2 separate regions of the Homo sapiens genome follow, and region 1 is linked to region 2. The links are chromatin loops, found by intact Hi-C in ENCODE. Cell type or tissue: chondrocyte. All regions are shown on one strand. Links, peaks and the distances in the headings refer to the core of each region. The heading gives the core; the rest is flanking DNA. Region 1 overlaps GALNT18 (polypeptide N-acetylgalactosaminyltransferase 18). Region 2 holds the start of LOC107984309 (a long non-coding RNA gene).

The links. Peaks named below come from ENCODE experiments on the same cell type or tissue, not always from the same donor. Only the 100,000 strongest peaks of a DNase experiment are listed, where the experiment ranks them.
Region 1: it touches region 2 in a loop (2.8-fold over the local background); 2 of 110 quality-filtered maps call a loop at or near these places.

The regions. Positions count from the first base shown.
Region 1 is chr11:11,410,521-11,425,835 of GRCh38, forward strand. All of the region lies in intron 3 of GALNT18 (polypeptide N-acetylgalactosaminyltransferase 18), which reads right to left. Among named protein-coding and RNA genes, the nearest start is that of CSNK2A3, 65 kb to the left of the region's middle. In chondrocyte, for the core only: no CTCF peak of the experiment used is centred there; no DNase peak of the experiment used is centred there.
Region 2 is chr11:10,928,157-10,943,471 of GRCh38, forward strand. It overlaps LOC107984309 (a long non-coding RNA gene), which reads right to left and starts at 2,941. Exons shown (of 3, transcript XR_007062590.1): 1 at 2,255-2,941. It overlaps LOC105379882 (a long non-coding RNA gene), which reads left to right and starts at 3,358. Exons shown (of 4, transcript XR_001748122.2): 1 at 3,358-3,444; 2 at 4,238-4,306; 3 at 5,291-6,154; 4 at 12,903-14,208. RefSeq lists silencers at 2,907-2,986, 3,247-3,386, 8,505-8,693. In chondrocyte, for the core only: CTCF peaks have their summits at 2,841, 5,749 and 5,955; DNase peaks (open chromatin) are centred at 3,040, 3,318 and 5,795.

The DNA of each region.
Region 1 (15,315 bases), core at 2,604-10,603, 480 kb after region 2:
TGGTATTTTTACATGTCTTAAATGAGCAATCAGGGGCACTGTATAATTAATTTCCATTTACCATCCTTTGCTTGCTAAAACTTTCTCAAGATTTCTCACCCCTGCAGTTTTCAATGACACACCTGAAAGTCTGCTTTGCTTTGCTGCAGATAATATGCACACTAAGAGGCATTTTCCCCTGGGTCTGGAATTTTAGTTGAACGATGGCTGTCTAATTTTATGGCTCAGAACTGGTGGCTCCTGTCTCCTGTCTTACTGCGTCTCCAGAAATGCAGCAGCCCTTGGTGCTTCAAGTGAAAAGGCCTGGGTGACCCTTACTTAACCCAAGCTGTTAGCTGTCACTGAGACAACATCTCTCAAGCCCTCCCCAGTATACATAGGGAACTATACACTGGCACCCTCCAAGACAGCCTCCTGCTAGGACATGTTAGAGACAGTGGGGTCCTGGCTTGACTCTGTCAATGCCTCCTGGGTGCCACAGCCCTTGGCAGGTTCATAGAACTTAGTGGAGGCTGGGTGCAGTGGCTCATGCCTGTAATCCCAGCACTTTGGGAAGCTGAGGAGGGAGGATCACTTGAGCCCAGAAGTTAGAGATCATCCTGGGCAACACAGCAAGACCCTGTTTCTAAATAAACAAAAATAAATTAGCTGGGTGTGGTGGTGCATGCCTGCAATCCCAGCTACTCGGGAGGTTAAGGTGAGAGGACCACTTGAGCCCAGGAGATCTAGGTTGCAGTGAGCTGTGGTCACCACTGCCTTCCAGCCTGGACAACATTTTTTTCCCGCTGTCTACACACGAGGAGTGATCTGAATATACTAGAACTGAAATCCCCAGGACAGAGGGCAAGGTTTGCAGAAATAAGCCCTTGCTTATTATAAGCCTTGAATTTCATGAAAGACATGTTCTCCTGCTTCTTTTAGGCTCCCACAGAATCTAGTACAGCTCTGGGCTCCACGGGAGCTCAATGCATCCTGATTGAGATGCTGATACATAGGGTGACCCATCTTCTTGGTCTGCTCAGAACAGTGCCTGTTTTGGCACTGAAAGGCCAACTGGGGCAGACGGCCATCCTTCTACAGCAAATCTCTCACCTGCTCAGCCTGGAACTGCTCACATTATCTTGGCATGGGACAATATTAGAGATGCTCTCTCAAGGTGGAGCATGAGATGGAGATTCCTGATTCTTAAATAAACACTTTGCCGAGGAAGGGCCCTTGAGGAATCCTGGCCAGCAAGTGAGGGAAGCAAGTCAGGGCAGGGGAAGAGGCTGAGCAAACAGCTGCACCATTCAAGTCTAGCCTCGCTCTGACCCCACAGGGAGCCCTGGGGCATAAAGCGCATCTCAGAGTTGTCCCATCCGAGGCAAGGCTGGAATTTTTAGACACCCATATCGGTCAGCCACTGGTTCTGGGCCATATTGGGGAATGGGACCTCATATCCCGGGCATTTTGGGGTGAGGCATCCCTGGAAACAGAAATTTCAAAAAAGGTAGGGCTTGGAGCTTCTGGCCACCAACACTCATAGCACCTGGGGATAGGTGAACTGGCCAGCAAAACGGATCTGGATGGGACACCAAGAGCATCCACTATAGTAACGTGGCTCCAGCTGGTATGTGGGGTGCCAAGGGAGTGCCTTCAACACCGTTGCCAACCATGCTTCCATCCCACTTCCCCAAAGTGTACCTAGGCCTTATACGTGTGGCTCCACTGCAATTTAAGGTTTGCATTCTCTGGTCTGACCTGAAACCCTTGTTAGCTAGGGCCCTACTAGACCCCTACTAGAATTTGCCAAAGTGTTTCCCAGAGATGGAACCTTACCCTTGGTCCCCCAGACCTGGTTTGGACTATGCTTCAAAACTGCTGAAGCTTTGGATCCCCGATCCCTACCCCAGCCTGACTGAGTCTTATATAACCCAAGCCACCGCTTCACACAGGTGCTCTGTCCATCATCAGATGGCCCTACTCTGCACAGTCACAAAACTAAATGGAGCCCCAGGTTCTAAGCACTGTGGACAGGAGGTGCTCAAACCACAGTCTTGCTTAACAAGGTCTAACCCTGGTCTCTGCATGACCTGCAGAGGTTCCAGCATGCCTTGCAGTTGGCCTGTGTAGATTTGGACACAGTCAATATCCCAAGGCTTTTAGAAATGCAGTTTTTAAAAGTGTCAAAACATATGTGCATGGACCTTGTAGCAGATGCTGTTGATGCCCAACTGATATCCTTGGAGCCTCCTTTCTTCAAAGTGCTCCCTGCTAACCATCCTCCTTACTCCTATCTCACCACATTTAATTATCAGAACTTTTGTCCATGGGCTTCATTCAAATGCACAGAAGGCTGCTCTGCCCCAGCATGTGGAAGGCTGAAGTGCTAGAAATTAACACCCCCAGAAAGCAACTCTCAACCAATGATGGAAGGGAGCTAGTGGATAAATACCCCAGCTCCCTCCTCTCTCAAGGGGGATCATTCTAAGGCATGAATTTTACACCTATTTCCCAGAGTATCCCAAAAGGATTAAGATCTTCCCACAGTGGTGCCTGGCAGCTCTTATTGGTGGTCTCCCTTCCTTGTCTTATCTCCCTACCCCACTGGCATATCTTGAACTTCCTGAATAAACTGCATGCAGTTGAATCTGTGTCTCAGAGTCTGCTTCTGGGGGAACAGCCTCTCCAAGGAGAAGCTAGAGAAGCTGGGACAAGCCCTGCACCGTGTAGCTCAGGCCCTGTTTAGCTGGCTGCTGTGCATGCCTGAGGACCCCGGTGGGAAGCTCTTCTGCACTGAGTGGCCCTGGAGGGGAAGCAATAGTCTGGCCAAACATCCCTCTGGAGGTGCAGATGCCCCATTAGGACTCAGAGGCACTCTCTACTTTCTCTGGAGGCCATTTGATCTGGGGAGGTGATTTTAATCAGGGATTTGATCATCCTACGGACGATTCCTTATTCACGTTCATTCTTCTCCAGCTCCCTCAGGCCCCTTAACAACATTAGACTGCAATTTCAGGTTTATATAATTTGGTGCTTAATGCACCGTACCACTAGCCCAGAACAATTGAAGTAACTCACTGAGGTGTCAGCTTATATCAGAGCCACTCCTTCCCAGAAGCCTCCACTCTGGGTCTGTGGCTGCACCCGGGGCCCCAGCATGGAGCAGAGGGAGTCTGGGAAGTTGACTACTCCAGGGGTCCAGGCCCTGGTTCTTTGAAGCCTTGCTGTGTTATAACTAGGGTATTTCACCATTCTTCAAGAGGATGACTGTGGAGCTAGCTGTGCAGCCAAGCCAGGCTCAGCCTGTCCTGACCTCTTCCGAGAGCCTGGGTATCCGCTCTGTTCAGCAGTGCCCATCTATCCAAATGCCCCCTAAAGATCGTCCCTCAGCTGTTTCACAGGCAGGTCACATTTGGCACATTCAGGACTTCACACTGGATCTTACTCACCAAACCTGTTCTTCCTCTAATTCTGTCTGGCCCATCTTGCAAACTGCACTGTCCTTCACCCCGTCACTCAAGCTAGAAACCTGAGCTGCATCTTCCATTCCTTCCTTTCCTTCATCCCCTACATTCATCAGCAAGTCCAAATAGATCTCGGATGTACCCACTTTTCTCTCCCTACAGCCATTACAGCCTAGACAATTATCATGTCTTGCCTGAAGCATCGCAACAGCCTCCCAGATGATTTTCCTGTGGCTACTCTTACCCATTCCCAAATTATTCATTACACAGTAGCCAGAGAGAGCTTCAAAAATGCCCATTTGCATACTTTTGTTTGTTGAAAGCTCATCAGCATTGTGTATTGCACTGAAAGTAATATTCTAAAAAGTCCCACATGACAAGGCCACTGCCTAATTCTTCAATACCATCTCAAGCCATCCTCCCGCTTCCTTACCACCCTCCAGCCACACTGGACTTCTTGTGGCTCTGAGACCATGTTACCTCCTGCCTCAGGGCCTTTGCATGTGCTGTTCCCTCTGCCTGGAACACTTTTCCATGCTCTTCACATGGCTCTCTCCTTCCATCCTTTAAAGCTCAGAGGGGCCTTCTCCAATCATCTAACCTGAAGCATGCTCCCCACCCCACATTAGATTTATTTCATATCATTCTTTTTATGTCTTTTAAGGCATTTATTATGGCCTGTAATAATTTCATTTGTTTCTTGTCTGTCTCCCACACTACGCTGGGAGCTCTGTAAGAGCAGGGACTGGGTCAATCTCATATTCCCAGTGTACAGCACACTGGCCTTGCACACGGTTAGTGATGGATTCATTTTCTATTGATGCATAACAAAATACTGTAAACTGAGCAGCTTGAAACAACACAAATTTATTATCTCATAGTTTCTATAGGTCAGAAGTCCAGGTACAATGAGCCTGGATTCTCTGCTCAGGGTTTCATTGGGCTGAAATCAAGGTGTTGGCCAGCACTGTAGTTCTCAACTGGGGCTTAGGGTCCTCTTTGAGATTGACTCGTTGTTGGCACAATTCGTTTCCTCGCAGTTGTAGGACTGAGGTCCCTGCTTTCCTGCTGGCTGTCATCTGGGGAATGCTCTTGGCAACAAGAGGCTGCCCAATCTCCTTGCCGCATGGACAGTTCACAGCATGGGTCTCTTCTCAGGCCACCAGAGTACATCTCTGTGACTTCCCCTTCTGCCATCAGCTAGAGAACACTCTGCTTTCAGAAGGTTCATGTGATTATGTCAGGCCCAACCAACCGATTGGGGACCTTAATTACGTCAGCCAATTCCCCTCACAGCAGGACTCAGATTAGTATTTGCTTGAATAACTCGGCGAAGTGAATATACACCACTTCCCAGGAATCAGGGCTGGGAAGGGTGGGGGATGACTTAGAATTCTGCCCACACAGTGATCAATAAATAGTTGCCGAATGAGAAAATAACGTGTCCTTGTAGCCACCTACTTGTATAATAAGTAGGTCCTCCAAGTTCATGTGAGTCTGTCTCTAGGTACAAGGCAGTTAAAGAAATACATAAGTAAAAACAAAAAGAGTCTAGTGGGAAATATGAGAAAGGAGAGGAGAGCCATATTGAACCTGGAGCTGGGAAATGTGGGCACAAACCCTAGCTTGGCCACCATCTTGCAGTGAGAACTTTGGTGACTCAGCTCCTATGGTTCTCAATCCCTTCATCTAAAGTGGGCATAAAAACCCTAAAACATAGAACAGAAAAGACAGAATCTATCTCCCACCCACACCTATGCGTCTTCCCACCCATGCATCCATGCATCCATCCACCCATCTCATTTGCAAAGCAGGAGGGTGGGATTTGTTTTTCCTGCCACGTAGAATTCAGGAATTCAGCAAGCAGCAACGCTCTCCACTGTTGGACTCACATGTCATAGGAATATGGAGTACACAGGTCTAGAGGGCAGCAGCTGGGCACCTAAGACTGTGGGAACTCACTCCAGAAAGATTAAACAGCAACCTTGAATGTTCTTTTCGGAGAAAATAAAATCACTTCAGCCTCATGCTTGAGCAGCCCTGGTCAGGAACACTCAGCAAACAACTTTGTTTTCTTTGATTCTCTGCATTAGTTCTTATTTTTAAGCCAAATGAAATTTGACAACACAGACAAGCTCGCAGACACAGTCCAGAGGAAGTGGGCCTGTGAATTAGCCAGAGGCCTCGTCCAATGCAGACACATTCCTTTCTTCAATGTCTAAGCTCCTTAGGGAAATGTGGAGAGTCAGTGCTACCACTGGGTAGCCTGGCATTAAAATCGTCCCTGCATTGCTGGAATTTTCTGTTGTATCACTGAATGTCATTTGGTGACAAGTTAATTCCTTCCCACTGTCTGATGGAGAACCCGCTCTGCACCTCCTGATCTCATCAGCAGGATCCTTCAGTCAATTTCCTCCCGAGACCAGGGTCGGGACACCCTGCCAAGGATGCTGGGAACCTGACCTTCACCATTAACCCTGTTGGAGACACTCTTTTTAATTTCCATTTGGCATGGAGCTCATGTAAACTCTGAGCCCCTACTTAATTTCTAATTCATTTCTGTCACCCCATCAAATTCATCAGGTGAGGAAAGGTTTAAAGATTTGCTTTTGTAAAGCTCCAACTCACATTCCTTTCCCTGGATGAGAGAAGCACGGGGCCCAAGATCTATTCCTGAGTTTTGTTCAGCTCTGACGTGCTGTGGTTATTTACTCCCAGATGGCAGCCGCCACCACACCAACCACAGCCACCACAGACATACTCCACAACCATCCCCCAGGGTAGCAGGTCACAGGCAGTGCAGGAAGAGGAAGCCACACAGGGGAAGGGAATTAGGGAAGCTAGGGCAGCGTGGCGAGCCATGGCACCTCAAAATGATAGCAGCCCAAACCCTGAGCCAACCCATGAATAGGACTGAGCCCTGCCCCATCCCCTCCCCCAGCCCTTGCTCCTGGGCAGAGTCCTGCTGAGATGAGCCCCACCTGACTGACAAGCTGTCCTAAGTGACCCTTCCTCTATGTGACTCCTCTGCAGCCTGGTCGGCTTTCTCAGGCACTGGCCACATCTATTCCTACTCCTGACTTGGACCAGGGAACCTGATTCAAGTTCCTTCCAATGTCTCAAGATTCAGGGAAGTGACTCACCCAGGATGGCATCTGAGTCTACAACCCAGGGACAGAATCCACACCACCATTGCAAAACCATGCGCCTTTCTGAAACGGCTGCTCAGCTCAGAAGGGGCCTCCCTGAATCAGTGGAACTAAACCATATAGCCAACGATGATGCCCTCAAATTGTGCACACAGTGAAGGAAAGTTGCACAGAGGAGTGGCTAATTCAGCCTATCTGGAGTGGCTACTTTCTGAGAAGTGAAGAACAAGTAATTATGAGAGAGACGGAGAGAAAGGAGGAAAGAGTGCAAGAGGGGGTTTTCAACAGGGATGCCTGAGATAAAAAGCATTTCAAGAGAAGCTTCTGCTTCTCAAAGTGGGAGTCAATATGGCAGAAGCTGCAGACAGACAGACTAGGGCCATATCTGACCTGCCCATGTGTCTTGTTCAGCCCACCAAGCATAAAAGTGTGAATCTCCAACTTGAGAAAACTTGCCAGTCCTGCAGGCCAGCAATAGGCTGGAGACAGTGCTGGCTGCCCCTCTCAGGAGGGCTTGGGCTCATTCTTTTGTTCACCAGTTTCCACCACTCCTTATTGCCTTGCATCGGCCCACATCCCATATTCACACTGTCTAGCCTTGTTAGGCAACTGAGTTTAGGACCCCTGAGCATAGAACAAGGTTAAGGACTCAGTCTCTGCAGCTGGATCCAACTAGGGCTCAAATGCTGGGTCTGCCATTCCCAGCTGTGTAACCTGCAGCTTCTCTGAGCCTCAGCGTTCTCATCTGTGAAATGAACATGGTATTAATAATACTAAGATGTATCTCCTATGAATGTCCTTAGGGAAAAATGAGCTAACACATGAAAGATGCTTAGCTAAAACAAATAGCTCTTGTCTGTATTCACTTAGGTTAATATACCAGCCTGAAGGCGGGGTGTATATACCTGCGAGGAAGACATGTATTCTGATGATAGAACTACTAAATGGCTCTGTGCTCAGCCATGCATTGTTTAAGGAAGAGGAGTGCTGCCTTCCCCTATGACTTTGAAAACTCTTCTATCCCCATGTTTCTGTCTCTGTTTCCCTTCAGTCCTCAGAGTCATTCACTGAGCCCTCATGGGGCATACAGCATCGGGTGAGGCTTTGTAGGAAAGAGAGAAGAAGGAATCAAAGAAGTTGTCTCTATTTAGGATTAAGTTACTGCTGAATCTCAGTTTCCTCATCTATGAGATGGGGAGAAATACTGAAAAAATTAAAGAAGCCATGTGTAAATATGCCTGGCACAGTGCTTGGAACACAGCAGGTACCTAATAAATTATCATGTTGATTCCTTCCCTAATTAAGACGATTCAAAAACAAAGGCAGGTTCTGTCTTTTTCCATCATCATCTCCATTTACCCAAATCCATTCAATCACCAAGGCCCAGTTCAAATGCCAGCTTTTCCAGGAAGCCCTCCCAGAGTGACTGAGATCTCTCCTCTGGGCTTCTCCAGCACAGTTTCCCTTCACCTGTGGCTCATGGCACTCAGCACTTTGCTTTGTGTGCTTTGCTTATTTGAGTGTTATCATCTGCACTCGGCTGCCAGCTCGCTGGGGACAGAAACACTTTCTCATCGGTCTTTGGATTGGTGTGCTGAGCGTGATGGCTGACACTTGAGAATGCACTCTGTGAATGTCTGTTGAATGAATGAGTCCAGCTAGCAAAGCACTGGACCAGGGTTGGTCTCTAGGCATTGCCATGAATTAGGTGTGTGATGTTGGGAAACTCACTTAACTTCTCTGGATCGCAGTTTTCTCTCCAGTCAAATGAGGATGTTGGATTAGTTTTTAGGGCTGCCTGCCCCAAACTGCCCAATGCCCCTTAAGGGAAGCCCATTAGAGTGGGAGGGACCTACACAGTGAACCAGGTCACTACCCTAGTTGTAGGTCAGGTGCTCAGTGGAGAACCACCTGAGCCACTGGAGAAGGCCACTGGAAGTCACAGTATGGGCACCGGCGATGGAAAACACAAAGAGAATCACATATCTCTGCACGCAGGCCATGCCCTCTTTGGTTGGCTACAAATCAAGTCTCTACTCTAGCAGCACAGAAGGGGTCAGAGTCAGCCATGGGGCCATCCAGAAAAACTAGCCTTCTGTTAGTGGTTGCTGGTAAAAACCCTTCCTGCTCACTAGTCAGACATTTCTTTGTTTTGTGCTTTTTTTCTGTTTCAATCCTTTATTAGAAACCATGCAAAGTGGCCAGGCATGGTGGCTCACGCCTGTAATCTCAGCACTCTGGGAGGCCAAGGTGGGTGGATCACTTGAGGTCAGGAGTTCAAGACCAGCCTGGCCAACATGGCGAAACCTTGTCTCTACTAAAAATACAAAAATTAGCCAGGCATGGTAGCGCACGCCTGTAATCCCAGCTACTCAGGAGGCTGAGGCATGAGAATTGCTTGAACCCAGGAGGCAGAGGTTGCAGTGAGCTGAGATCATGCCACTGCACTCTAGCCTGGGCAACAAAGCAAGATCCTGTCTCAAAAAAAAAAAAAAAAAAAAAAAAAAGAAAGAAGGAAAAGAAACCATGCAAACTTTAACATAAAAAATACAAGTGCAGTAAGAATCTTTGTGTCAATATGATTATCAGGATTTCTCTCATGGCAGCCACCCCAAGACCAGGCCTAACTAGAACACCCTGCTGCAGGCTGCCTTTACGTCTCCTCCCTAAAATTCTACTTATGCCATAAGCTCTTGGGACATGAGCTCCTAAAATCAACCATAACCTGGGCACAGTCTGCATCTGTGCCAAATGAGGGCTGGAACACCTGTCTACTTGCCTGCTATCATTCTCTGACGGCAGGAACAACATCTGGTTCCCTGCTGCCTCCCTCTTGCAGAGCCTTGGGCCTGGTACTCAATTTGTTAAATGAATGCATGACTGTAAGAGCAGAAGGGGTGCAAGTCCCTGTGGGCTTGAGCAGAGAGGAGAGACAGTTCCTGAAAAAAATTGAATTGGTTTCCCAATTTAGGTCTCCTGAGAGTCGATTAGGACTCTCATTTTTGAAAGAAGAAAAAAAAAAACAGAACAAACAAACCTCCCTCACCAAAACTGGCTTCCCAGTCACCACGGGAGAGAGCAGATTTCTGTTGCTATGCAGCACAGGGGAGCCCATACCTGCTGTGGGACCCTCAGACCCAGTCATTTGCACCAGCTTCCCCAACTCCTAGTGCTGTCTCTAGCACCACCTCCCGCCCTCACCATCCAACAAGGAGGTGCTCATCTTCCGAAAGATAATTATGCAGGACAGATATGGGCAGCAGCTGGGGTGGCTACAGCACTTAACTCTCATCCGCATGCTCCACTTTTTGCCGAGCACTGAGACTCTGAAGCTACTGGAGGCCACTTGGGTCACTGCATGGTTTGGGGCAGCCTTTCAGGAAATCAATTCCACCAGAAGTTATTCCATACTCCAAAGATTTAATGTCAGTAGGGAGCATTTGATTTGTTGAGTTTTTAACTGTTTTAACTATTCAGGAAAGCAGAAGGAGGACCCTGGCATACAAGGAGTGCCCTGTGTTCAGCTGTAACTATTGTCTGCACCTGATTTTGTCTTTTCAAGCTGCTGAGAAAGATAGGCTGGGTGCCAAGAATGAACAAGGAGACCTTTCCTGCTGGCTGCACTGTGGCCCTAAGTAATGTTCCCTGGCCCTTTCTAGGGACAGCTTGATCCCAGTGGCTGGCAACAGGGCCCCTCAGAGGGCAGGAGAAACCCCTCCTGATTTACTCCCAACACTCAGCTCCAGTTTGGGGACTTTCCCTGTTGACAGATGATCACACAGCTGACCAGGGGAAGAAGGCCTTTTTTTTTTGTATTTGATTCCTGCCAGCTTCATTTATCAAAAACTGGTCACCTTGGCTAGTCCGTAAAGCAAAATGGTACAGAGCCCTCTTGCTGTAGATTGCTACAGGGAGCTCATGAGCAAAAAGAAGGAAGGTCCTTTGCCCTCCCAGGTGCTGTCCTTCGTCAGCAGGGTAGCATGCTGGGGAGTTCCTGATTCTCTAAGACAGTTTCCTGTATCGAGTAAAGGGGACAAGAGGAGTGATGAGCTACCCACACCACTGCCAGGCTCAGGCAGCTTCAGCGGTGCAGCATGTTGGGACCTCAGCAGAGAGGCCGGTGAGAGCAGAGAAGAGGCTGGCAACATGCAGGACTAGAGCTGGAGAAATGGATTGAGCCCTGGGGCTGGTCCACAAAGAGGCGGGTGACTCAAGAGCTGATATACTTAGGCATCACTAAGGATGCTCATTTCAGGAGGAGCTTATCGGTGGGAAGTCCCAGCCCCCATGATGTAGGAAGCCAGGTGGATCGAACCGTGGAAGCAGAGCCCCAGTTTGGTGTACAGGGAACAGAGTCTAGCCCCTCAAGGAAGAGGATTGACCAGGGCTAGCTGGGAAGCTGGGGCCCAGCTAAGGGGATGAGGCAGGCATCAGAGCAAGATTCCATTCCATCAGAGAACAGCAAGTTGACAGGAAACAGAGGCAGGCCAAACGCAGGACCAATGCAGAGAAGGTTGGGGAAAGCTGGGGTTGCTGGCCAGCAGGTACAGGGAAGTCATCCCAGGCTGCTGCACTGCTGTTAAGTCAAGGCCACCCACTGGGAAGAAACAATACTTCTCTGCAGAGTCTCTGCAGAGTCTCTGCAGAGGTCAGGACTGGCCACGCTGCTAGCACACAGCATCTTGATGTACTTGGCCAAAAGGTGCCTTCTCTGGACTATGCAGTTAGAAAAGGCACTTTGGAGACAGACTCACACCAGGATGCATAATTTAGCAAATAGACAGCACAGACTTTATTTTAGCCCCTACGTGCCCCTGGCCTGGGTGCCCTGGCATAGAATCATGCATGGCAGCTGAGAGGTAGGTTCAGAAATGGACACAGTTGAATCAGTTGAATCTGTCAGATATCTATATCATCTATATCTATATCATCTATATCTATATCTATATCTATGAGAGAAACTTTACTTCCATAGAAAGTGGCCAAAGCAGGGCCCAGGCCTGGGGTCAGGGCTTGAATCAACAGGGAGAGATGGGCATTCAATACTCAGAGTAGCCAGAAACTCAAGAGTCATATAAGTCATTACAGTAAGAGCTTGGGAAAGTGCTGCTGGACACCACCAGAGGAGATGTAGCAGTGGCCATGCCCAAGAGGAACTCTCAGGCCTGGTATAGGATGTGGCAGGCAGAGGCAACCTCAGGCAGCAAGGAGCAACAATAGGAGAACCCAGGACTCAGGTGGTACTGGGTGGTGTGCACCCCAAGGTTGCCAGGTATTTGCTGCCAGTCTTGAGGGTGAGCCAGCCTAGTTGCACTGGTCAAAGCCATAGAGGCAGGCAGTGGCAAAGAGCCTTTGGCTGAACGGGCTGACAGCCCATGTGCTTGGCTGTGTAAACACCTTTAAGCTGCCTGAGTCTTGGTTGTAATTTGATTAGCTACATGGGATTCTTTAAGCTCCATAAAGCACAATACTGTTGGACCATTCTTTTCCTCTGTTTTTTTTGTTGTTTTTTTTTTTTTAACTTTTGCAATTATTCCAGCTGCATGCAAAGCTGTTGGTAGTTTTACAGCCTGGAATGAGTATCTCTTGTGTAGGACAGAATCTTTGAAACATTAAACAATGATTAGGCAGACTCTGGGCCAAGGGATAATGGGGGTTCTGCAGGGGGTGGGGAAGGACCCAGCAGCTGGTGGCAAGCAATCTGGGGAGCTCTGTTTCTATTTCATCACTACATTGACTTTCTTACCAACAATTAAAAATAACAATGATTCACAGTTGTGCAATTATTTGTCATTCATCAGGATTTTGAAGGTGGCTCCAGGTAGCAGTGGGTGGTGAAAGAGGCTCAACCCATTGTTAGTGGGGACTGAAACACCACTGTTCACACAAGCACACACAAGCCCACGTGCCCATGTGCCTGTATATGCTGCTTATGCATGCACACTACTGCGTAAGTGCGCACACACAGGTCCGCATCCACCCACAAGCACACTCACACACAGACACACAATACACACACAAACACAGTGCTCACATGGATGCATTAACACATACATGTGTGCACACATGCACACACACACTTGTATGCATGAATATGAACACATGGATATGCATGCAAGGCATGCACACAAACACATGTGTTATATGTATGTAACACGATACACATGTACACAAACGTATGTGTGCATACATGAACAGAGTACTTGCATATACATGTATAAAGATGTGCAGACATACACATGCACATACATGCACACTCACACAGGCATGCCAATTTCTCCCTATTTCAGAGAGAATAGGAAGCTGCCTCCCTCTCACAAGGTGACCTAAAGCATGGCTGCCAACTGTTCAATTACCTCTCACCCAACAGAAGCCAGAAAGCCTCTATGCAACCCATCTCTCCTTCTTACTGAAACCCCAGGCAAAGCTCCAGGCAAAGCTTGAGGCTAGGACACAGACACACCCTTCTCTGAAGTTCCCTTTTTGTCTCCTACTTCACTGGTCCTGCTGCCCAACATCTCTCTCTCTCCAGAGGGAATGGAGAAAAGGGATAAGGACAAAATTCAAATAAGTTGTTTGGAATCAGAGACCCATGGTGTACCAGAGGCAAGCAGCCTGTTTAATGGTAAAGGGTGTAGACGCTGAAACCAAACAGTCAAATCGCACCTCTGTAACTCTGGACAAATTCCTTAACTTCGCTGGGTCTGCCTCCCTGTTACATCAGGTGACATTGGTAATGGTCCATACCACCATCATATGGCACTGATTAATTTATGGTGAAGTACTTAAAATAGCTCTGGCACATACTAAGCGCTCAATGAGCTGGGGGCGCCTGGTCAGGACTCTTTCTATCTAGGGGCACTGGGGGTCACTTGAGTCTCAGGCCCAGGCCTGGAGAAGTGGGGGTCAAACTCCAGCCCGGGCCAGTGGCAGCTAGCTGAGTGGTGCCCAGCTGGAAGCCTGAACACCAGCCTGGGAAACCCTTCCTGGCCAAGCCTGCCTGCTGCCCCCAACAAAGTAGATGCAGGACCCCAGCCATCACCTGCACCCAAGAAAGGACCAGGGAGGCTCACCTACGTTGGACCTGCCATTTTAGTGCATGTGGCGGCTGTCCTGGCTCTGGTCTGCCCTCCCTAAGAAGCAATGGGGTGGGCTGGCTGTCAGGAGAGAACCAGAGAGGAGGTGCCCAAGTTGATGCCTCCCAGGCTTCCAGGAGTGGGAGAGTAGAGGAGATACAAGGTCCAGGGCCAGCGGGCCTGGATTTGAATTCCTGTCCTAGCACTTCCTGGCTATGTGGCCTTGAGCCTGTCCCTTTTTTCTTTTTTAGACCCTCTGAGACTTAGCTGCCTCATCTATGAAGTGGAGATGGTGACCACATCTACCTCCCTGGGAGATCATGACTATTCTTTTGTCAACAAAATTGACAGAATGACTACGATGAGCGGCACACTGGGTTAGTTGTTGTTGGGGTCTGGAGATGACCAGGATCATGTTCCTGTCACACTGGTCACCTTGGCTAGTCTGACCTAAACTACTCACTGTAATTTAGTCAGTCAATAACCAGGTAAAACACAGCAGGATAAGGAGGAGCCAGGGTGCGTGGGAGCACTGAGGCCAACCTCCTAATCCAGCTGGGGCGGTGCTAGGGGCAGAACCATGGAGGAGTTTCTGGAAACAGTGGTAGTAACGCTGACTTTGGAAGTCTGGAGCTAAGCAAAGTGGGTGGGGTAGCGGAGGACATTCATTCCCAGCAAAGGAACAAACCAGGATGGTCTGGCTATGGGCCACCATGCCCACAGATAGTGCAGACAAGCAGGAAGAAGTGCATGCTGGACAAAGCGATGAGACTGCCTGTGCGGGAGGATGTGGTCTTCTGTGGGAGTCAGAAGACCCAGGGCCCTAGCTCAGCTCTGCCATGCAAAGAAGTGGCACACTGGCAGGTTTCTGCCCAATGTAGGTCCGCAGTTTCCTCCCAAGAGCCAGCTAGGATTAATTGGCTGACCTTGGGTTCTGCCCATCTGACACTGTTGTTGGGAGGGACAGTTTCCTTCTGCCCATCTCTTGAGGCCCGCTGAGTTGTATGCCTTCTCCTGGCAACAGATATGGGAGGTTTCTAGCAAACATGGCCAGCATGAAGACCGGGTCCGTGAGCAAAGGAGATCCCTGGTCTGGGAGAGACAGAAGATTCCATCCAGCCTTCAAGCACATGAAGGGCTGGGAACCAGCCATTGCCTTGCTTGAAAGCAGCAGCAGGAGACAAGTGATGGGCTGGATTCAGGTTGGGCAAGGCACTGCCAACCCAGAGCAGACAGACATCTCCAGGGTATGGGATTCTTAAAAGAATATTTGATATTACCATTGCTTTGATGTGCTTTTAATCACAAATTCAAATTAACTTTGAAATTTCAAGTGGCATGAAAGAAGGGTATGTGATTTTTATGTTTATCAAAAGAGGACAGGAGTTCAAAAAGGAAGCAGAAACTGACTACAGCAAAGAAAACTTTTTTTTTTTCCCCAGAAGTGGAAGTGGCTGAATTGTGGGATGGGGCGAGGGAACAGCTGGGACAGCTGGAGAGGGAACCTGAAAGAGTTCACGTTCACTGGGCACTTGCTCTGTGCCAGGTACTGGAATACCTGTGTCACATGAACAAGCCCCCAAAGTGCTTAGCCAGGCACTCAGCACAAAACACGTGGCCACCAAAAACCTGTTGAAGGACTGA
Region 2 (15,315 bases), core at 2,646-10,645:
TAATAAGCATTACTTCATTAGAGCCTTCCAATAATCCTATCATTGTTTCCATTATTATTTATTTATCTATTTGAGACAGAGTCTCACTCTTACCCAGGCTGAAATGCAGTGGTGTGCTCTCGGCTCCACCTCCCGGGTTCAAGCCATTCTCCTGCCTCAGCTTCCCGAGTAGCTGGGATTACAGGTGCCCACCACCACACCCTGCTAATTTTTTGTATTTTTAGTAGAAACGGGGTTTCACCATGTTGGCCAGGCTGGTCTAGAACTCGGGACCTCATGTGATCTGCTCACCTCAGCCTCCCAAAGTGCTGGGATTACAGGCAAGAGCCACCATGCCCCACCCATTGTTCCCATTTTATAGATGAGAAACTTGAGGTTCAGAGGAATTCTGAGAGGTTCCCAAGGTCACATCATTAGTAAATGGAGGCAGTAGGATTTGAATCTGGCTCAGTTTAACTTCTGAATCTATGCTCTTTTCTTATGGCTAGAAATTCTAGTGTTTTGTATCACTTATGACCAGCATCATTATAATCAACCACACTTGCAAAGTGTCTGCTATGAGCAGAAGATAGAGGAGGAGAAATCAGACATGGTCCTTGCCTTTAAGATCTTCAAATCTAGAAGACAGAGCATGTCTGTAAATGATGCAACAACATAAAGCAATGAGTGGTGTTGATAGCAAGAACTGGAGGGGCTCAGAGGCAGGAAAAATCCCTGGGGATGCTAAAAAACTTTACTGACAAATTGGGACTTTATTTGGATTCTAATGAATGCGGGCTGAAAAAAATATGAGGCAAGCAGAAAGAAAAGGCCCTGGAGGAAGGAGAAGGATAAGAGCAAAGTCCTGAAGATGGGAGCGTAGTTGATATGTTCCAAGAACACTAGGCATGGCTGTTTGACATGAGTGGAGACTTTGGGGAGCAAGAGACTCATTTGGGAAGGAGACCTGGGCCTTGGGCACCAGTTAAGAATGCAGTCTCCTCCATGAAAATTAAGCAGGTGCACATACACTGGGTGTGTCTTCTTTGTAAGCAAGGACTTTGCTTACAAGGACGTGCTTACTTTGTAAGCAAGAAATCAATGACCTTTATAGAGATATTAAATTGTTTTTGCTACATAGAAATAGTGATTCAGATAGAGAAATTTTACTGATGAAAAAACAGCTACTGAGAGAACATTTGTAAATCCCATCGAACCCTCTTAATATTCACTTGGTCACACTGATGGAGCACACTAATGGGACTGCTTTCCACATCACCCAGGTTAAGTGCCTGTGCATTTACTTACAAGAACTGGGAGGAAATATATGGTGATTTAAAAAGCCAGGGTAGGCCAGGTAAAGTGGCTCATACCTGTAATTCCAGCGCTTTGGAAGGCCAAGGCAAGAGGATTGCTTGAGCCCAGAAGTTTGAGACCAGCCTGGGCAATATAGGGAGACCCTGTTTAAAACACACAAACCAACCAACCAAAAAAAAAAAAAAAAAAAGGCTAGGTGTGGTGGCACATGCTTGAGCCCAGGAGGTAGAGGCTGCAGTGAGCTCTGACTGGGCTGGGCCACTGTATTCCAGCCTGGGTGACAGGGCAAGACCCTGTCTTTAAGGAAAAAAAAAAAGGCCAGGGTAGGATGGTGGCATTGTGGGTGATTCTTTTCCCCCCTTTTAAAGTTGACTTTAGTATTACTGTTAAGTATTAATTTGATATTTGATCTCTCTCTATATTTTTCTCACTCTGTCGCCCAGGCTGGAGTACAGTGGCGCCATCTCGGCTCACCACAATCTCTGCCTCTTGGGTTCAGGCGATTCTCCTGCCTCAGCCTCCCGAGTAGATAGGATTACAGGCATGCGCCACCACGCCTGGCTAATTTTTGTATTTTTAGTAAAGACTGGGTTTCACCATGTTGACCAGGCTGGTCTTGACCTCCTGGCCTCAAGTGATCCACCCGCCTCGGCCTCCCAAAGCGCTTGTATACAGGCGTGAGCCACTACGCCCAGCCGATATTTGATATATTTTTTTAAAACCCATTCATGTTGGGATCCTCAGAAAAATTTTGAATTGAACATTATCTAAACTACTTCATCAGAAATTATTTCAGATTTAAAAAAAGTTCATTAAAAGAAAAAAATTACAGCAAATCAAAGGAGATTGCACACACCATCCCTTGACCTAGAGTTCTTTGGCTACAGAAGGAACTCCTATTCATCCCTCAGAAACCACTGGGGTCTCACCCCCTAACAGAGTTTAGCATCCATGGTACCTTTTATCAGTAGAAAGCAGTAAAGTCCATTTTGGAGTCAATCAGGCAGTTTAAGAATCCCCGCTTCCGTATTACTATTAGCTGTGTGACTCTGAGCAAGAAGTTACACAACTGAGCCTCGGTTTCCTCCTCTGTGAGGTGGGATAATAGTAGCTTTTAATAGTAGCTTCTGAACAGATGAGGACTGAAATATATGTGAAATGTGTTGAGCTGTTTGTCGCGTGTGTGTACAGAACGTGATTCCTTTCACAATTTCCCACGATTTGTGATTTCATTTACCACACTGTATTCGCCACACGGGGTCCCGAGGGCAGAGACTCCGCTTTACTGATCTCTGGTACCCCATGCCTGGCCCACGGGGGCTTGCAATTAGGTGTTTACAGAAGAAAGGAACGGAACGACTTCGAGGGCTCTGCTGGAAGCTTCGGCAGCGGCTCCGAACGCTTCCCGCCGCCTCGCCCGGCCGCAGCCGGTTCTTCGTGCTCCTCGCTCGGCGCCCACTGGCCGCCGTCGCCCCGAGGCTGCCTAGCGTCTCCCCTCAGCTTCTGCTCGGGGGGCAGCGGGTTTTGCCCGCCGCTCCTCCGTCAGAAGGGCGGCCAGGGCTGGGACAGGAATGAATTCCCTGCGGGTCCGGCATCCTCCTCCAGCCTGGGGCGCCGGCAGCGCGGCGGGCAGTGCTGGGACTCGTGGCGCCCGCGCTCCAGCCCCCGCCCCGGGCCGCTACTCTTCGGCGGGGCCCGCGGGGCGCAGGCTGCTCTGCCGCTGGGGCTCCGGTCCGCCTGCACTGTGACGTGGGCAGCAGCTGGGGCGGGCAGTGCCTCGGTCTCCGCTCGGGGACGCGGTGATTTTCTTTTTTTTTTCCGACTGCCGGAGCCCGTGGTGGTGGTGCTGGGGGGCGGGGTCGGCGTGGGCAGAGCTGCGGGGGCTGCCGCGGAGGCCGCCCTAGGAGGGAGGGGGCGGACCGGGGTGTGAGGTGAGCGGCCGTAATGAGCACTCGCAGGAGCAAGGGGCCCGGCGCGGGCCTCCAGGGCGGGAGGCCCTGACGCGGGGAGGAGGCGGCCGGGCGGCCAAGGGCCTCCCTGGGGAGTGTGCGGAGGCCGGGACGGAGCAGCGCGTAACTAGGGAGAGGATAGGCCGGGCTGGTGGAGATGCGGGGAGAGACCAGCCAAAGCTAAAGAGCCAAAGCAAAGGTGCTGCGGGGAGGACAGAGGAGCGGGAGGAAAGGGGAAGGAGAGAAGAAAAGAGGCAGGGAAACCCGGAGAGAAAGTGGGAGGGAGGCCAAGGGGACAGGGGAGGGGTGGGAAGAACGTAGGGCGGGGAGCAGAAAGGAAGGAGGGATCCAGAAATGGACCCGGAGGGAGAGAGGAAGGCGGAGAGCAGCTGTGAGGGAGAGGCTTGGCGGGAGCCTCAGCAAAGAGGAGGCTTTGAGGAGGCAAGTCTGGAAGCTGAGAGAGCTCTCTCCATGCTTTGCCAAATAAAAAGGCTCAACAAACAGGAACAGTGCATTCCTTGGTACTCCTGTCCCTTAGTCAATAGCAGGCTAGGGCTGGCCTCAGGGGCTGCTGAGTACTTCCAGGTGACAGAACAGGAGGAAAGGGGTCCCAGGCCCCTTGGAAGGAGAGCGGGGCGCGGGGGCAGGGAGGAGGGGAAGGAGGTGGTGGTTGGGAGAAAGAGGAGGAGGTGGTGGTGGGGGAAGGAGAGTGGGAGGAGAAGTGTGGGAAGAGAGAGTGGAGGGAAAGGAGAGGAGGAGGAGGTGGTGGGGGGGAGGAGGTGGTGGGGGGGAGGAGGTGGTGGGGGGAAGGAGATGAGGAGGAGGCAGCCTTGTGGAGGAAGGAGAGAGGAGGAGGAGGAAGCAGTGGGGGTCAAGGAGAGGAGGAAGAGAGCAGAGGGAGAGGGCAGATTTGTTGCCTAGGCACTGGCTGAGGGTCACGATGGAAGGAGGCAGTATTTATTTTTTAAATTTATTTGACATATATTTACAAGGCAACTACATTGTCGGCACTGCCCTAGGCTCCAGGGCCACAGAGACAACCATAGCTTCAGCCTCCTGCTGTGAGTACTCTTGTCGGGCGACATAGAAAACATACATCCCAGGCTGGGCGTGGTGGCTCACACCTGTAATCCTAGCATTTTGGACGCTACGGCATAAGCATTGCTTGAAGCCAGGAGTTTGAGGCCGGCTTGGGAAACAGTGAAATCCTGTTTCTACACAAAATAAAAAAATTAGTTTGCTGTGGTGGTATGCATCTGTAGTCCCAGCTACTTGGGAGGCTGAGGTGAGAGAATCACTTGAACCCAGAAGTTCAAGACTGCAGTGAACTATGATCGAACCACTGAACTTCAGCCTGGGCGACAGTGAGACCCCTTCTCAAAAAAAAAAAAAAAAAAAAAGAAAGAAAGAAAACATACATCTCAGCAGTATGGGTAATGGGCCAGTTAGTCAAGTGCGCTTTGCCTCAGTTTCCTCGTCTGTAAAATGGGGTTTATTAGGAGACCTACTCTGTAGAGTTTTTTTTCTTTTTTCTTTTTTTTTAAGAATTAAATAGTGTTTCTTTATAAAGTAATAATGTGGTGCAAAGCACAAAGCAAGCACTCGGAAAGGGTTTACCTATGAACATTTGCACTGCCGGGTCTTGAAGGAGAAGGCATTTGCCAAGCGAGAGCAGAATGGGAAGAACTTTCCAGGCAGAGGCCACAGAGGCAGTAAGAAGGAGGGGGGCGAGGATGATTGTGGGCTTAATAACAGTGGTGGGCATGAGGATTACCTGCAACAGCAGCACCCTGTGGGGAGGTCTTGCTAAATATTCAGATTCTTGGGCCCCTCCTTAGACCTACAAGATCTGGGTCTCTGGGCAAAGCATGGGAATCTGTGTTTTAACTTGCTCCCCAGAGATTTCTGTTGCACCCCTTCCCTCCACCCGATCCCAGGGCTCTGTCCTGGTTCAGGCTTTATTGTGTTCAGCTGTGCTAGAATAAACACCTTTTTAATGGATCCTCCTTCAATCCTATAACCTGATTCTCCTTCAATCACCTCAGCCGAATGACATCTCTCAGAAATCTTCCCTGACTGTCCAGGCGGAATTAATGGTTCACTTCCCTGTTCCTCTATACCTTGAGCATCCCTCTACAATTGAATGCTCCTTCATTCCATTTCATTGCACCAGCATGTATCGAGGGTCTACTGTTATCTATCGCTGAAGAGAATGATTGCAAAAAACTTGAATGAACATGGAAAATGCTGATGATCAGATTTCCATTGAAAAGAAAGGTGTGCTCCTTGGGGTGGGGGTGTTGTTGTAATTGTCAGAAAATGTTTAATAAAAGAAACAGAAATAACAATAATCTTGTTAGCATAATTGTGAGTGAACTTTTGCTCTTTTTTAATTCTCAAAAATACCCTAAACATCATGTTTCACGGTCTTTACAAAAACACCACCACAGAAACAACAGAAGCCTCCGGGCCTGAGGTGTCATACTGGGTATGGCCACATGGTGTCCCTCCAGCTCAGTCTAAACCTTCCAGACTACAGTCTTCCAACAGTCTCCGCTTCGCCCAGCAGCCGGGGCTAGTCCGAGCCGAGCGAACCCTAAGCTACGGGAACCAGCTTCTTGGTGCTGTCCCAAGAGTGGAGAGGAGACAGATGAACGTTTCTCAGGCTAGAGGAAGGCGGTTTATTTGCTTCCAAGGGTTCCAGTAGACAGTTCTGACACGAAATTTCGTTGTGGAGGGAACTTTTAAGACTGTGTGAAGGGAGGGAATGGGAAGGGTTTAGATTTGCATAGTAGGTGGGCAGCTTTGTGGCGGTTGGGAGGAGGTTTGGATGACTTGAGAGAGACCAGGAAAAAAGCTGGAGTCCGGACTGAGGAACGGAAGGATACGGAGTTTTTTTGTAGGCGAGGGTAAGGGGCAGCAATGGGGTTGGAAGGAGGGGTTGGGGATGTGTTTGCACAGCAAGCATACTATTTATATCACACATCCATAAGAAAAAAGTTGTAAAGAGGCCCTTCCCCGTCAGTATTTTACTTCGGTTTTCTTGCCAATCCGGCCCCAAACTCGGAGGTTTTTTTTTTTTTTTTTTTTTTTTTTTTTTATGCCAGTCTGGCCCCAAACTCTAGCCGTTCACCTACATACTGGGAAACTGTTATGTTTTCGGTTTGATAGCAGACAGGCAAACTTTTTAGCAGCATTTGGATTTCCTGTAGGACGGTGGTTCTCAAACTGGTGCGCATGAGTGTCACCTGGAGGGCTTGTTAGAGCAGATGGCTGGGCTCCACCCCAGAGCTCCTCTTTCAGTAGGTGTTGGGTGGAGCCTGAGAATGTGCATTTTAATAATGTTCTCAGATGGTGCTGATACTGCTGGTCTGGAGAACCAACAATGTAAAGGAATTCATTTCCTAACAGGTTCTGCCAATGTTCTCTCCACCTTAAAAACCAAAAGCCAAAGAACCCCAATTCTCCCCCTGGATGATGGGTATTTGCGATTGCAGGCACTTTAAAAAGTGGTAGAACTCACCTTCTGGTTTTAGTTTAATTTTTTGTTTGTTCTAACCACTGTCATTCAACACATAATGGTTTTAGATATTTATTGTTAGCTTTTGCCTGTTTAGAATTTTTGATCTTGTTGCTATGGATGGTGTTTGCTATAAAAACCTTGATGGCTGGGGAGTGGAGTGTTCCAAAGGAAAATGCTCTTATATTCAAGTCAGTTCCTCTGCTCTTATCTGTACACCACACTGTAATCCCTAGGAAGGAGACTCTAGAGGAAAAGGGGAAGGCGGGAAGGCTCAACAGCTGGGACTGCCATAGGTTCAACCAGTCCACAGCCCTAGAGGGGTGCATGCACACAGTGGAGCTGTCTCTTCTCCTCTTAAGGGGCAGCTCTGGGCTTTGGGGTACCTGAGTCTACAGTAGGAGGGAAACGAGAACTGGTCTCAGCTCCTACAGGTACTTTGGACTTTACCTCCTCGGGTCTTATATTAGTTTCCTATTGCTGTTGTAACAAACTACCATAAATGTCATGGCTTAAAACAACTGAAGTTTATTAGCTTACAGTTCTAGACGTCAAAGTCTGAAATGGGTCTTGTTGGGGCTAAAATCGAACGCTGTGTTCCTTCTGGGGGCTCTAGGGGAGAACCCGCTCTTTGTCTTTTCCAACTTTGTTTTGTTTTGAGACAGGGTCTCCCCCTGTTGCCTGGGCCAGAGTGCGGTGGTGCAATATAGCTCACTGCAACCTTGAACTCCTGGGCTCAAGCACTTCTCCTGCCTCAGCCTCCTATGTAGCTAGGACTATAGGCACACGCCACTATATCTGGCTAATTTTGTTTTTTATTTTTCGTGGAGATAGGGTCTTGCTGTGTTGCCCAGGCTGGCCTCAAACTCCTGGCCTCAAGCAATCCTCCCGCCTCAGCTGGGATTACAGGCACAAGCCACTGTGCCCAGCCCATTTCCAACTTTTAGAGATTGCTTGCATTCCTTGGCTCCTGGACACATTACCCTGATTTCTGCTTCTATCACCACCTCTCCTTTTCTGACTCTGAGCCTCCGGTCTTTCTTTTAAAAGGGCCCTTGTAATTACACTGGGCCCATTTGGATAGTCCAGGATACTCTCCCCATTTTAACTTAATTCCATCTGCAAAGTCCCTTTGCCACATAAGGTAACATGTTCATAAGGTCTGGGGATCAGGATGTGGACTTCTTTGCAGGGGGTGAACTGTAATACTCATTTATAAAGTATACTCATAAAGAATTGAAAATACAGTTCAGACAATAGAAGAGAAACATAATAAACATTTCCTTCCATTTAAAAAATAGTTTTTACATAGTTATACTGTATATACAACTTGAGATCCTGGTATTTCAATTAAATATTGTGTCTAAATATATTCTAAATTATATAAAATGTGCTAAATTATACTAAATATAGTCTATATTAATATACACAGCGAACATTTTTACTGACTACATAGTTGAGTGACTATACCATATTTTACCTAAGCCTTCCCATAATTTTGGAAATGTAAATCATTTTAATTTTTAAATATAAATAACTCTATGATAAATACTTTTGCTCGTAAGGATTTTTATGTTTGTAAGTTTTTCCTTGGGATAGGCTCCTGGATGTGGAGTCACTGGATCAAAGGCTTTTACACAAAATGTTTTTCAAAGGGTTTATATTAATTTTCAGAACCACCAAGTTCTGAGAATTAGGATGTGAATATCTTTGGTGTCATTATTCTGCCTACCACAGGCCTCAAGTTTCTCCTTGGTAGAATGGTAATATAATCACTATTCCCCAGGCAGCTGAGAAGATTAAAGGCACTCATATCTCTGAAGAAAGCTTGGTAAGCAGTGAAGACCTGCACATGTGGTAGTTATTGCTCTCGTGACCTGAGCTTACCTGGTGGGCAGGTTGGGAAAGGGGCTCATGCCCATGACTCAGTTATACCACACTACAGCCCTGATACTTGAGAGACAGTGTGTGTGCGTGTGTGTGTGTGTGCTTGTGCATAGGGTATGGGGTGGGAACAGTTTTCTAAGCAGCAGCCACTTGCTTACAGAAAGGCCCAGCAAACCTATGGAAAACTGTCTGGAACTGTGGTTCACCACCCTCACTGTGCATCAGAATTACTCCATGAGTTTTTAAGAAGCACAGGTTCCCTGAGTTCCATACCCGAGTGATTCTGGTTCAGTTAGTCCAGGTGGAGCTCAGTCTTCATGTTTTACCAAAGTTCCCCAGGTGATTGTGATGCAATAGAGATTAAAAAAACTCTGACCTAGGCCATCTATGGGAAGCCTGGGGAACAAAACCTGGGAAAAGCTGGAATGGGTTCATGGCAAACGCAAGACGTATAGATGGCTTTAAGAGGCAACAAGGGCTATTACCCCTCCCTGTCTCTCAGCTCTGTGGCCCAACTATTAACCCAGAAAAATTACCCAGTGGATGCTGGTTGAGGAGCTCTGGCTTTAACAAGACAGTTAAGAGCTTTTGTTTTGTGCCAACAGATGTTGCTTTCCTCAGTCAATAAGGAGGCCAAGACAGGCCTCTGAGCAGCACGTTCCTGGAGCAGTCCAAGCTCTGCAAGGGGAAGTGCTCCTTTGACATCCCCTTCTGTTTCACTGGGGAGTAGAGAGGGTGCAAGCAGAGGCCTCCCTGACTGGCATGTTCCCTGCCCACAACCTCCCAGTGAGGAGGAGGGCAATAATCAGTCTCCCAGGGCAAAAGCAGGAAACTCTCATTAGTTGGGGACAAGTGAATGAGGCAGTGAGGGCACCTTTTCTCAGATGTGGTGTTTTTCCAGGATGGTTATTAAGAGAAGCTGCCTCCTTTGACCTGGAAAAAGAGGCCACTTGCAATCTGAGTTTTCAGTTTCAAGATGTGGAAGCATTGCCACTGGGGGCTGCATGGAATTTTAACTGCCAAATTAAGAGGCGTTAAGATTGACTTTGGGTTCTGTCGTGTAGACAATACTCACGTCACCCAGAAGCCCTACTCATTTCTGTATAAGAGTAATGAGATACATACATACATATATATATGCATCGTATGTAAGTGTAATGACTAACATAGTGCCTGACACACAATAAGCACAATAAGCATTACACACACACACACACACACACACACACACACCAGTTCACACTACTTACATAATCTCATTTATTCTTCACAACAACCCTGGGAAGCAGATATTATCATTTTCTCCATTTTACAAATGAAGAAATAGTGACTTAGGTTGGTTGTGTCATTTGTCCAGTGATGAAAAGCTGGTGAATGGCAGGGCCAGGGCTCAAGCCCAACCACCTGGGTCCAGATCTTGTTCTCTTACTACATTGCCTTTTACCAACAGATGTGTTCATTTGGTTCCAAGAGGTTGTGGGAAAGATTGGTTGGAGGGAGGGTGAGGCAGGAGTGCCTTTTCTAGAGGACCCTGAGGAAAAGGTTGACACATGCACAGTGCAGGGTCTGTTGCTGTCCTCCAGCCCTACCTGGATTCTGAGCCCACCTGAACCAGGGGCAAGGAGACCACTGGAGACCGTGGCCCACCGGTGGGTGCGTCTGGAATTGCTAATCAGGGGCTTGACATTTCACATGCCGGTGGGAGCCTTGCGTCTCCAGAGCCCACCAAGGCAAAGGATCTTGGCCCCTGCCATAGGGCTTGCCCCTTATCACTGGGCTCCTCCTCTCCTTTCCCCTTCCCATCTCCTTCCCCTTCCTCTTCCTCATCCTTGTCCTCCTCCTTCTGCTTCTCCTTCCCCTTCCCCTTCTTTTTCCTCTTCTGCTTCTTTTTCTCCCTTTCTCCCCATCTCCTCCACCGCTACCTCTGAGTTCTATCTGTCTCCTTCATTCAATTAACATTTACCCATCAGGTTCTTTGCTGTGTGTGGAGGTTCCAGGCTTGGCTGGAAGCCCTGCTCTGGTGTGAATCAGCCTGCCTGGGACTCCCGGGCTTCTTCCTTAGAGAGCTTGGTCCTGTGCTCTTGGCCCCAGCCCTCAGCAGGACCTTACTGAATGAGCCCATTGCTGTTGCTGGATTCAATATGGCTGCCCAAAGGACCCCATGGCCTTTGGATATAGTCCTTGGATGGCCCTGCTGACTCTCGCAGGCCTGTGTAGCTGTGTTGGTTCAGTCCTGCTGGGCCAGAGATTCTTTTTCTTCCTTCTGTAGGGAAAGCTGTTTAGTACTTGTGCAGTTGCCAAACTGAAGCCAAGAGAACCTGGTTGCTGAGTGACTGCAGAGTGAACAACCCCAGGTCTCCTGTAATTCTGACATTTTGCCCTGCTCACTCTCATCCTTCATGATTACTTATGTGTGTGTCAAGGGATGTCTTCGTGGGTGTCCAGACGTTCTGTATGAACACAAAGCACTGGCTCCTGGGAAGAGAAGAGCATTAGCTTCTTTATTATCTAAATTTGGAATCTGCATAGTAAAATACACACTGTCTCCAGGGGGATGCTTTAATAGCTCTAATGAGCCTTCCTGCAGGTCTTGTCAAGGGACACCCGCCTAATGGCTGCGTGAATTTCGATGTGTATCTGATTTGGGCCAGGTGTGGCCACTTTACAGTCACTGTTAGATACTAGAAGCCTCTCTAGAGTTTACAGATGAGGAAACTAAGGCCCTGAGAGGAGAGAGAGGTTAGGTTTGTATGGCCAGAACCTAAATGCTGCTTCAGTACATCTCCCTGGTTCAGGAAGGCATTAAGCAGGCTGAGCACTCCGTACACAGGCTAATTTAACAGAGAAATCACCAATCTTGCATCCATTGGTGAGCCAGTGCATTATATTCTTGAAGGACCAGCAGATAGGACATCCCCCTGGCTTTACCTTCCAAATCCATGAAGGATGATTAGACTGGGAAATACAGACTATTCTTTAAAGGAAAGAACTGCAGTTGCTTAGCAGCTATTACCAAAAGCACTGGAGGAAGAACTAATGAAAGGGGTCTGTTGTGGGTTACATTGCATCGCCACAAAAGATGTATTTTAGTTCCAACCCCGGGTATTGGAGAATGTGACTTTATTTGGCAATAGAGTCTTTGCAGATATAATAAAGTTAAGATTAAATCATTAAGGTGGCCGTAATCCAATATGACTCGTGTCCTTATAAGAAAAGAAAAACACCATGCAAAGACGGGGATGCATAGGGAGAATGTCATATGATGACAGAGGCAGAGATTGGAGTGATGCGGGTGCAAACTAAGTAATGCCAAGGATTGCTGACCACCACCGGAAGCTAAGAAGAGGCCAGGAAGTATTCTACCAGGGTCTCAGAGGAAACACCACCCCCTCAACACCTTGATTTCATCCTCCTAGCCTCTAGAACCGTGGGACAATAAATTCTCGGGACAATAAGCTATACTCAGTTTGTGGCACTTTATTACAGCAGCCTAGGAAACTAATACAGGGCCCAACATAGTAAGCCTCTTTTCTGTATGTACCTGATGCTTTGAGGCATAGGGCCCATGTGAATTGGGCCATCCCATCATGGCCATGATACAATTAGAGAGGGAGGCTGTGTGTGGGGCTTGTGGGAAAGCTGGGGAGTTGCTTAGAAAGGCCTGTGCTAGTCAACATCCCCCTCCCCTTTCCACTTTCCCATTCCTTTACCCTGTCTCCCTTCCAATCTAAGTTCCAATCCCTTGAGTGTGAGCTCTTGGGATCTCAGCTGATTCAAGTGATAGAACCTAAGGTGACTGATATATTCACACACTATTTGCCTCCCCAGCGAGAAGCTTGTTGGTCCAGCTGCATCTCCACTTGGTGGGCTGTCTGGGCCTTGAGTGGGATTGAGGGGGAAGATGAGTGGGAGTGGTTATGTCCAGTTTCTCCACAACTTCAGGGGGTTGAGCCGTGGCTATTAGTGTTAGTTCTCCTAGAATCAGCAGCTTGTTCGCCTAGCTATTTTTGTGGTGAACATTGTATTCTTCCTCAATGTCCACATTCTCCCTCACTCTTTGTGTAAACTCTGTGATTTGGGAGGGAATGAGCAACCCCAAGGTCCAAGTCTAAGCCAGTCAGATAGTTCTACCCCCTTGCCACTGTGCCAATGCACAGATAGACCAGGTCTAAGCCAATTAGCACATGATTCTCCCCGACCACAGGGGAGTTCTGTTGTATGATAAAGGAGTTCATCCTTTCTCTGGCTAGATATGAACAAGGAAGTACATCACCCTCAGTGCTGTTGGCAGCCTTCCTGTGACCATGAGGAGAGTCAGCTTCAAGATGATCCTTTGGATAAAAGAGCAAAGAATCAGAAAGATCCTGGTTCCTTGATGACTTCAACAAGCCATTAGGTCAATCAACATCCTGAAATTTGCTCTATTTCTGGATTCTAGTTAGGTGAGTCCATACATCCTCATGTTTCAAACACATTTATTTTGTCCTCTTATTGTGGTGGTTTTAAAATATGAATACACATTTTTTTCATGTTCCTCCTTTAAAAAAGTGGAGCCTAATTTTCCCCTACACTTAAGTGTGGGCTTGTCTTAGTGATTTTTTTGTAAAGCATAGAGAATATGGCAGAAGTGACAGTGAGTGACTTCTGGGATTAGGACACAAAGGCATTGTGTCTTCCTCCTTGCTTTCTCTATTGTATCACTGACTCTGGAGGAAGTCAGCTGCTGTGTCATGAGGGCACTCAAACAGCCCTATGAAGAGGTCCATGTGGTAAGGAACTGAGGACTTCTGCCAACAGCCAGCAATAACTTGCCAGGTATGTGAATGTGCCATCTTGGAAGCAAGTTCTCCAACTCCAGACAAGCTCTCTAATAACTGTGGCCCCAGCTGACATCTTGGCTGCAACCCCACGAGGGAATCTGAGCCAGCACCACCAAGCTAAGCCACTCCTAAATTCCTGACTTGCAGAAAATGTGTGAAAATAAATGTCTATTGTTTTAAGCCATTCAGTTTTGGGGGTAATTAGTTATGTTACAGAAGATAACTAATACTCTTATATCTGAAGGCATCCTAAAACAGATGCACCTTCCTAGCTATAATCACTGACGTCCAGTATTGAGTTGAACACAGTTCATTTCACCAGGGTCACTGTATTTGTTTCATTCTGGAGCCCCAGAGAAGTAGCCAGACCAGGGAGAAGAAATGACTGGGTTGTGTGTCTTGGTCATATGTTTCCCTTGGCCAGCCTGTTGTGACATCATAGGGCCTTGGACAGTGCCACAGTTTCCTATGGCCCAGCATGATGTGGGAGGTGCAGAATTAATTCCTAGTCACCAGAGAGAAGTATGAAAGTGGCTGGGCAAGTAGAATCTGAATAGGGTTTATAGCTGGGAATGAGAGGTGACAGGACATCTGAGCTTATATCAGTGTTGGTAGATAATAACAGAAAAGCAGATTGCCACCCCTATTCCAATGCCTTGGCCCTCTTTAACTCTGAGAAAAAGAAGGGAACCTCAGTGGAATGGAGCTTAAAAATAAATTGTAATAACAAAGCAAATTCCTACTTTTTTTAACAAATGAATTTATTGTATATAAATATCTCAATAAAGCTACTTTTTAATTGATACATAATAATTGTTCATATTTATGGAGTACATGTGATATTTTGACAGTGCATACAATGTGCAGTGAAGTCCCATTTCTTGTGTGCTTGAGCTTCGGCCTTAGTTTCATACCCACAACACTAGTAAGAAAACTTGTTTGCTCCCAGCGTGTTCCTTCTTTCCCTGCCCCACAACATAAGCAGTGGATTCACTGTGTCTCAGGCTCTCTTCCCTAGGCACCTCTCTTCCCTTGTGGGGTCCTGGAGACTCATGTTAACTCCTCTGCAGCCTACCTCTTCCTGCTCTTAATGCTATTTTACATGGCCCCACTCCCAAGCCTTGACAGCTCTTATTTTGCTGTAGTTCCTCAGACATGAGCTAGTCCTGTTTGGTCTTTAAAAATCTCTCATTCGTGCTGATGTCACCCTTCCTGTCATCACTGGTAAAGAGCGAGTCATTTTTGTATGGTGTCTGATGTTGTTACCTCTCCTTCCAAATCTTTCACCATTTTTTTTTTTCTCTGTTCAGAAAATTATTGAGCTGGGGTGAGAGAAGTGTTCTTTCCCAACTGTTATTATTTTTCCACTATGCTCTAAAACGAATCATCTTATTCTCATTTTAATATATAACAGTGAATATTTCAACCTTTATTGTATTCTTTCTTCATTCTTAGGCTCCAGAGCCACTTCTTCCTTGAGGCCTTTGCCCATTTCTCTCTCCCTTTCTAATGCAGGCCAATCTCTCCATTATGTATTCATACCTCTGTGGTTTGTGTACATTGTATTGTATTAAAATCATCTGTTCATGCATATTGCCCTCTCTGAGAGCCTACAGAAGCAGACACTAGATCTGATTTATTTGTGTACCCTCAGTGCTGGTGTAAAGTAGGTGCTCAGTAAATGTTTGATGAACTAAGGTCTAACAGCTCATAGCTCTGTGATTCTGTTTAATTTCTATTGTGGATTTGTAGAGATTTCTCAACACTTAGAGCCTAGAAGAAAGGTCAGCATTTTTCCAGAGCTTTTGGCCTTGCTCAAGGGGTTTAGTGCATAAAGGGACTG